Regions from separate parts of the Homo sapiens genome. Here region 1 is linked to region 2. A link is a loop called in an ENCODE intact Hi-C map of the cell type or tissue named here. Cell type or tissue: K562. All regions are shown on one strand. Each heading gives the region's core, and the rest is flanking DNA. Links, peaks and the distances in the headings are about the cores only. Region 1 holds the start of FAM95A (family with sequence similarity 95 member A). Region 2 holds the start of TEKT4 (tektin 4).

Region 1 (4,379 bases), core at 309-4,308, 110 kb after region 2:
CCGGTGTCTGCAGAGCCAGGGGTACAGGCACCCAGTGCAGTGACCTGGCACCACCTGCCTCTCAGAGGGTGGGTAGCACACTGTCCTTACCTGGGGGACAGCAGGCCTGGCCACCGGCTTTTCTCCCTGTCCCTGCAAGCATCACATTGCTGGAAGAGAATTTCATGCCAGAGCTTGGACCGTCCCTAGCTTGGGAGGTACGGGTTGTCTCTTGGTGACCTAAATGAAAAAATAGGTCCAGAACAGAGTTCCTGATGCTGGGCACTCATCCACTCTTTGAATCATGGGAGGGGAGGCCTAGTCCTAGGTAAACCTAACCTCTTTGAGGAACCACAGTGCCCAAGGCTGGAAACCTCCAGAATCCTCCGGCCCCCGATCCTCCCCAGGGACCCCTGTGGCCTGTCTCACCAGAGCATTCTTCCATCTGTAGATGTTTCAGCTGCTGTACAAGGGAGTCCCATTTCAGGTGTGGGGCTGGGCATGGTCACTCCTGCTGGATGTCTGGAAGGTGAAAACCAAGGACCTAGGGAAATACCAGGTACAGCCTTTCCACCCTCATCCAGAGCAGGACAAACAGGCCAGGTGGTATCAGGAGCCCAGGTCTCCAGCTGGAGGGAATGTCAACCCTGCAGTGGGAGCCCATCACGCATCCTAGGCACAGATGCTAATGTAGGCACCGCGGGTAAGCTGAGCTTGGTACCCCTCCCTGGCTTCAAAAATAAGCCAAACAAGGAGCTTTCTGCAGAATGAAACCTGTTTTTCATCCAGAAGCACTGCTGACTGTTTGGTGGTTGCTGTTGGGGCAGTGAGCCTTTTGTCCATTCTGAGATTGGGCTGGTTTCTCCTCTTGGCCCTGCCCTACAGACCATAAAGGAAAACAGCAAGAGGTCCGCAGCAAACATCTACAGATGGCCCTGGACATCAGCCACATTCTGAGAAACATGTCATGTTCTGGGAGGGCTAAGGCATCAAGTAAGGCCTCTGGGGCTGGAGGATCCCAGGGCAGGTGGGGCAATCCAGAGCTGTGGGGGCTTCCATGGGAATTGGGAGGTCTCAAGGCAGAGGGAGGGGTTCCACAGGAGGAGTCACAGAGCCACCAAGGGGTCTCCTGGCCCAGGGAGCAGCCAACACCATGGACTGAACACCCGCTGGGCTCCAAGCCCTGGGCCAGGCTGGGGCATATGGGGCCAGGAGGCAGCTCAGAGTGGGAGACAGAGAGACAAGTGTGCTCAGAGGGCACCCGTATCTGGATGTAGTGTGGTCCTGAGTTTCTGGCTGGGAAGCGCTTCCAGGGTTTCATATGTATTATGGAGCTGCTTCCTCTCTCCAGGCTCACCCTGCAGGAATCCCAGTGAATATATTGCCACCATCTTGGAGCTCAGTGCCCTCTTAGTGTAATGGCACCAGCAGATCTGCCTGTGCACGGACTTCCTGTACTACCTCACTCCTGAGGGGAGATGCTTCTGCAGGGCCTATGACCTGGTGCACAACTTTAGACACCATCATCCTGGAGCAGCACCTCACCCTCACTTGCCGGGGTGTTGATGACTTCCTCAAGGCTAAGGCCACATTCAAGATTTTGGACTTCAGTGATGCATTTTTGCTGAGCAAGGTGGGCTTCTCCGGGATTTTAGTTCAGGAGGTAGAATGCAGCTTGAGATCAAGTGTCTGATCAAATAACTTGAACTTGATCTGGAGAGCTCTGGGGAGCCATAGAAGTTGTTGGATAAAGGAGGGACAGTCGTATATGTTTTAGAGATGACTGTGGAAGGCTGCCTGGAAGGAGTGAACAAGAGCCAGGAGACCAGGGAGGGAGCTTGTGGGGCAGGTCTGGAGATGACAAGGGAGGGATCCTGCTTTGATGAAAGGTCTTCAGGGAATGTCTCAGGTTACACTCAGGTGTCCTCAGAGCTAGTGTGTTCAGGGGTCTTGCCTCCAGGATGAAAATGAGAAGGAGTTGTCAGACAAGAACATATAAATGAAGGCTGGCATCTTCGTGAGTGCCAATCGTTGTCCTGGTGTGGACTACTGTGGGAATAGGGGTCTCTCCATCCAGGGACATGGTGGATGGACCCTACATCACTCCATTCTGCCCTTCCTTTCCCTCCCATTCTGAGGGCCTCAGTGCAAGGGCGCTGTCCAACCTCTGGTGCTGAAGCAGCCGAGAGACCCAAGCCTGCCACTCAGGATATGACAGCACAGCCAGTGGCCTCTACTGGATCCTGTACAACCTCAGAAGACACCTAGACACTGGGAGTGCTGCCACCACGTGGTGCAAGAGTTCTGAGGGACCGCAATTCTGAAGACATTGAATGGTGGGTGCCAGGCCTCGTGGCTGTTCCCCAGCCCCTCTCATAGGCTCTGCTCCAGCTGGTGAAGGGGGATGACGTCTCTGTCAATTCTGCCATGATTGCCTAGCAGGAAAAGGAGCAGAGCCCAGAAGCAGGGCCTGGTACCCAGCCTGCCTAACAAGGGAGAATTTGTAGGCTTTGTGGACAGAAAGATCTGGGAGTCCATATCACCCACTAACTTGCTGAGACATTAGTAAAATCAGTTTTCTTTTCTGAGCTATGTTTCTGTCATTTGTAAATTGAGAGGAATTTCTTTTACACCACGAGGCTGCTTGGAGAATTAGTGACAGTGTGTGTAGAGCAGGTGCCACGCAGCAGGCATTTGGTGTCCAGACCACTCCTCTTCCGCCTTCATTTTCAGCCTAAATTTGCATTTTGTTCTTAAGACTTTCACTCCCCTTAATTTTGCTCTTTCCTCTGATTCCCAGCTTATCGTCTATCCCATGGAGTCACTAAGATCTATGTGGGTAACAGTCATGTATGCATTTATGTGTATGTACATATATACTTTGTTGGTGTTGGAGTGCGGTGTGGGAATGTGTGTGTGTTTGTGTGTTGGAGTCACTGCATGACTGAAACTGTGCACACCAGGCTGTGTTTTTGCTCATTGCTGGAGGTGCTGTCAGGGGCCTTGCCGTCAACCCCAGGTCTGACCCTTGCAGTGCAGGCAGGACATTCTGGAGCAATCATGACCTTGGAAGGATCCCCAAGGAGTGCCTGGTGGGTATTGGTGGATAAATAACCCAGTTCCCTTGTTCTGGGTATGATGACTCTGAGGCACATGTTCTATGCTGTCTCTCAGAGGTACCTGGCAGGGCTGAGTCCTGGCTGCCACAGTGGAAACTTTCTTGATGAAAGTCCCTTTAACTGCTGCATTCCTTTCCTATCTCTGTTCCCCACTCCTCTACTGGTGTTTCCTGGGATTAGCACCCTAAGGAAGAACTGGCAGTCAAATTAATATCCTAGAGTTATCTCCAAATAAAATTTTTATATTTGAATCTTTGCCTTAGGATCTACTTCTAGGAAATTCAGACTAAGACACACATTTTTCTTTCGGCTCCTTCAATCCCCATAGGCCTGACATTGTGCTGTTTTTATCAAAAAGGAACATGAGAATCAGAGAGGGAAAGTCACTTGCCCAAAGTCACCCAGCTGAACAGTGGTAGAGTTCAACTTTGACCATGGGATGTCTGGCCCCAAGGTGGAGGCTTGCTCCTCTCCTATGAGACTCCTCCCTTATCAGGGTCAAATGAATGAATGGAGGATGTTAAAAGTAGGGTCTCTGAGGCCTTTGCCAGAGAAACCCCAGGCTCATGGCTGGTGCCTGTGTTCTCATTCTTACCTCATTAAGAGTAGTAATGAAAAACATGCTCAGTGCTGACCGTGTGCCTGGGGGTGTTGTTGTAGGCATTCCGCTTACTTTAATTCATTTAATTTTCACAATAACCTTGTTTTTACTTCTAGTTGTTAGATGAAAAAACCGAGGCAAAGAGCAATACAGAGAGTTGCAAAAATTCATACTGCTGGTCCAGGTTTGAACCAAGCAGTCTGCACCTGGAGTCCTTGTTTGTAACCATGGCACCCTGGCTTCACACATATCTCATCGTGGAGTTCCACCTTGTGTCAGGCATGGCACTGAACAGCTTCTTTTAAGAACATAATTTGTAGCCAGGCGCCGTGGCTCATGCCTGTAATCCCAGCACTTTGGGAGGCCGAGGCGGGCGGATCATGAGGTCAGGAGATTGAGACCATCCTGGCTAACTTGGTGAAATCCCGTCTCTAGTAAAAATACAAAAAATTAGCTGGGCATGATGGTTGGCGCCTATAGTCCCAGTTACTTGGGAAGCTGAGGCAGGAGAATGGCGTGAACCCGGGAGGCAGAGCTTGTAGTGAGCCGAGATGGCGTGACTGCACTCCAGCCTGGGCGAGAGAGTGAGACTCCATCTCAAAAAAAACACATAATTTGTAATTATGTAAATTACTAATTCTACTTCAAAGTGCCACACAGCCTTCATGTGATAAAACGAA
Region 2 (4,344 bases), core at 1-4,000:
TCTCTCACCCTGTGGGGCTGCCCCACAGACAAGCTGGGGTGGATTGGGAAGTTATAGGGGACATGGAGGAGAGGGGACCTGTGGGTGCAGATCTTTGTGTCCCCGGCTCTGTATAGGATGAATGGGAGCAGTGGCTCCCAGCCCACCCCACCTTACCTGTCCACACCTGCAGTGCTGGCCCAGACCTGGGTTTCCACCTTGGGAGCAACTGTCCCAGCGAGGGAGGGTCTCTGGGGAGGTGCCTTGTGGCTTAGCCCAGGGAGCCCAGGGTCAGGATGACTGTGCCAGGACTCAAAGGGATTAGAGGAGGAGAGGAGAAACAGCTGCTTGGAAGTCAGGGGTCTTCTGGGGCAAAGCTGCCTCCTGTCACTAAGGGGCCAGATTTCGGGACTCAGGGGTCTCACGTGCAGAGGGCTGGGCTCCCGCGTGCTTGCAGCAGCCACGTGGCTTGTCCACATGAACTGCGGGGGGGGGGGCTCCTCCTCTCTGCGCCCACAAATCCCGGCCACCCAAGGGTGCTGGCACCTTCAGCAGCTCCGTTTCCACATGGTCGCGCACGAGGTTGGGGTGCTCGCGGCGCTCACGGCACTGCAGGTTGTCAGTGGTGATGGAGAAGGGCACCTCTGTGGCGTCCAGGGCGCGCTCCAGCCGTTGCTTCTGGGCCAGGAGCAAGTTGGTCTCCGCAGCCAGCGCCTCCATCTCACGCTGCAGCTCCGACTTCCAGCTGTGCGTGTCCTGCAGTCGCTCGCCCACTGTGCGCGTGGAGTCTTGCTGCGTGCGCTGCGCCAGCGCCTGGGTCTCTGTGGCCAGCTGCTGGCTCTCGTGCCGCTGCCGCTCCGACTGGTCGCGGTCGGCGAAGGCCTGGTGGTAGCGAGCATAGCAGTTCTGGAACCACTCCTCCAGCAGGTACTTGGAGGTGCGGAAGCTGGCGGTGGCCAGGCCGGAGGACGTGTAGGCGCCCGTGTTACGGGCCACGTCGTACTCTTTGCAGGGCAGCTCGCAGGGCGGCACTGTCTGCGCCATGGTGCCTGCCGCCCACCAGGGCCAGGGGAGTGAGGACTGTGTGTGGTCAGCCGGTTGCGGTCAGCCTAGTGCGGTCAGCGGGGCAGCTCCAACGGCTCAGTCCCAGAGCAGGACGCGGCTCCCAGTCGCTTGGGTGACACTGTGTAAACCAAGAGCTTCCTGTTGCCAAGAAACGGGATCTCTTCTCCAGTAGCTAGGGGAGGGGCATTCAGGGTGGTGGGCAGAACTGCCCTCTTAAAGGGCCAGGCAGCCCCAGCCCCACCATCCCTGTCCCCGCCTCGGGGCAATCAACAGTGGCCAAGGGTTCCTGTCACTTAGAGGATCCTGGGGCCAGCCCGTCTCCAGCCTCTGAGTCCCACCCTTAGGGTTCAGGGTGTGGGTGGGGACCTACTGCCCTGGCCCCTTCCTTGGTTCATCCATTTGTTCCTGGTTTGCGCTCTGATCCTGTCCTGTGCGGAGCTCCGCGCTCAGGGTGAACAAGACAGGAGACTCTGCTCAGTTGCAGCCACCTCAGGGCAGAGGGCTGTGGCTGTCGTGTGGGTGTTGGGTGTGCTGACTGATAGTGTTACTTGATGCCGTACAGGTGGCTGCTCTCCCTGCCCTCCTGGCCCCAACAGCAGCCTGGTAGCACAGGGAGGGTTCCAGGCCAGGTCCCCTCGGGGGCAGTCTGAGGCAGTTCCTGCAGGAACTCTGCTCCATTTTCTCCTGCACCTAGTGCCTGAGAGCCAGGCCCTGGCCTCTGGCCTTCTCCTCCCAAGTCCAAGCCAGGGTCCCCTCAGGCTGGGCACAGCGGGGAGGGAGTCTGAGTGTGCTCTTCGCTGGGGAGTTGAATTCAGCCTCTGGGTAAGTGTCCAGAGTCAGACGCCCAAATCTGCCCCACAGGGCGGAGGCAGGTCCTGTGCTGCGGAGGCTGCCCTCAAAGCCATTCAGGGCCAGGCTGCCTGGCGGAGGCTGGATGGGCAGGAAGCGCCCCAGGACACATCGGAGTCCCCCTAACCTGGGGCCAGGGGAGCCCCAGCCTAGGCGCGATTCCCCACACGGCCAGCGGAGGGCGACGTTGGTCTGGCACTGAGAAGCCTGCGGCTCCTGGCTCGGCCTCCCCTCCGTCTGCCTGGCGCATGCAGTCCTGGGGACCCCCAGCCCCTCCGGCCTCCTCTTCTCTGAGAGCCCCCCACCAGAAAGTCCTCACTAGGAAGTCCATACCCTTCCTACAGCACAGACCTCTGGGCCCCTGTTCTCTCCACCTTCACCCCCTCTCCCACCACAGCCCACACCCTCACTCCAGCCACAGGAGCCGGAGCTCCTCCTGGGCCATTCCCACCACCCCGCCCAGGGTCTCTCCAGCCCCACCATGTGCCGGCCAGTGCCCTCCTCCTGGACCTGACCTCCCCCCGTCCTGGCCTCTCCCGCGGCCAGAACCCTCAGTCCATGCTGCTGTCACCACGGTGCGCCTGGCCTGACACAGCCTCCTGATGGGGCTTTTGAGGACAGCAGCCCGGAGACTTACCCTAACCCAGGCCGAGTCAGAACCTGTGGCAGGCGGCCTGGGAACCTCTTCTTACTGTCCATCAAAATTGGGAGGTCAGGGGACCTTCAGGGACTGGTGTGGTCTGAGAAACATCCTCGAGCCTCGCCATGACTCAGTTTCCCCAGATGGCAGCAGGCTGGAGCCCACACGCAGGGCAGGATGCCAGGCTCCACCTTTTGTCTGGAACCTGCATTCACTGGGCACCTCTCTTTAGGCAGAGCAGAGCAGAGCTGCCCGTGTTTGTCCCCTGATCTGTGGCCCCAGGAGCCCGAGAGACCACCTGAGCCAACGAGAAGGCCTCTGGGCCAGAGCCCAGCTCTGCGAAGTGGGAGACTTCTCAGCCTCCACTTCCAGGTGCCCTGAAGTCGTTGGCAGGGGGTGCTGCCTGCTTGGGGCTCCCAGACTAAGGGAACACATTCATGTGGTGACCACGATAGGCCCTGCAGGCTGAGGCACAGGATTTGACCAAGGACGCATCAGAGATAGGAGACTGGGCCCTCACTCCTGCCAGCTGCAAACTCCCAAAGCCCCCAGCCCTCTCATGGGGTGAAGATGCCCTGAAGGACACTCCAGTGTGCTCCCACCTCTGGGTTCTGCCAGCCAGAGAGTGGGACCCTCAGGCCACATGTGTCTTGCTGGATCTCAGCTTTAGGGACCCATCGTGCTGGCAGCTCCCTGAGACCTGGGTCAGGGGGTGTCCATTAGAGCACCTTGGTCAGGACCCAGAGATGGGGAGGGCAGTTGGCATCTCCAGAAAGCAGGAGGTGGGGCATGGCTCTGTGACAGACGTCCCTGTGACAGGGAGGATTGGAGGGACAGAGGGGCGTGCTCAGGGGCGGAGGGGCAGATGAGGCCACCAAAGGGCACCTTGAACACTGGATGGCCCCAGGAAGGCCCTTGAACCCCATCCTGATTGATCCAGGGCCTGTGACCTTGGCCCAGACTGCAGGCCTGGGGACTTGAGTTCCTTTAGTTTCTTAAGAAACTACTATACTCCTTTTTGGCATAGCTGTACGATTTTACATTCCCACCAGTAATGTGTGAAAGCTCTAGTTTTTACTCATGCTCCTCAGCGTTTGATGTTTTATTTTTATTTTAGCTATTCTGATATATATGTGTTAGTCATTGTGGTCTTAATTTGCAAATTTCTAATGACTAATGATATTTAACACCTTTTCTTGTTCATAATTAAATACCATCTGTATTCCTTTTCGCATATCATCAACACAACCGTGAAAAATCAGAACAAAATTTTTCAGACGACTTCAAAATTTTTAGAACAATACTCAAGGGAAAAGGTGTTTATTTAGAACAATGAAAACAATGAGACATTAACTTCCAGGTTAAATAAAGTTGATTGTGTGCATAAAAATGGTGAAAATATTAGACTTCCTTGGCAAAAGAAGAAAGGGGAAGACTTTATATTTTCTGAAATAATATTCATCATTTGTCTTTGGTTTATTATGTGTATGATTTGGAAAAAATGCATCAAAGATACAACCTTCTGGTGTTTGCTTTGATATTATCCTTGCAAACAGAAAAGTTGGCACGTTTCTGTATAAAACTGGACAAAGTTGGCCTAGGAATGATGTTACATTGTACTTTCACTTTACATCATACTGTAAGAGTTTAATAATAGCTAAGGCAGGCGTGTTGATGTGGACTTACTGTCCCTATTTAAGAGGTGGTGTGAGGTTTAGGAGAGTTATGTACCCTTTATCATAAAACAAATCTATGAAGCATTTATATAAAAACCCAGTATTTCTGGTTTCAAATTCAGTACTGTGCCGTCT

What was found. Hi-C counts contacts between places; a loop is a spot of excess contacts. Peaks named below come from ENCODE experiments on the same cell type or tissue, not always from the same donor. Only the 100,000 strongest peaks of a DNase experiment are listed, where the experiment ranks them.
Region 1: it touches region 2 in a loop (6-fold over the local background); 1 of 110 quality-filtered maps calls a loop at or near these places.

The regions. Positions count from the first base shown.
Region 1 is chr2:94,757,217-94,761,595 of GRCh38, reverse strand. It overlaps FAM95A (family with sequence similarity 95 member A), which reads left to right and starts at 412. Exons shown (of 3, transcript NR_038409.1): 1 at 412-2,315. It also overlaps the pseudogene CYP4F32P and the pseudogene ANKRD20A8P. In K562, for the core only: a CTCF peak has its summit at 2,253 (motif pointing left); a DNase peak (open chromatin) is centred at 2,215.
Region 2 is chr2:94,868,259-94,872,602 of GRCh38, reverse strand. TEKT4 (tektin 4) reads right to left here and starts at 1,173. Exons shown (of 6, transcript NM_144705.4): 1 at 526-1,173. The coding sequence starts at 1,023. It overlaps LOC442028 (a long non-coding RNA gene), which reads left to right. Exons shown (of 10, transcript NR_037597.1): 10 at 1,906-3,918. RefSeq lists enhancers at 836-1,349, 1,863-2,376. In K562, for the core only: a CTCF peak has its summit at 2,062 (motif pointing right); a DNase peak (open chromatin) is centred at 2,082; H3K27me3 peaks cover 521 bases.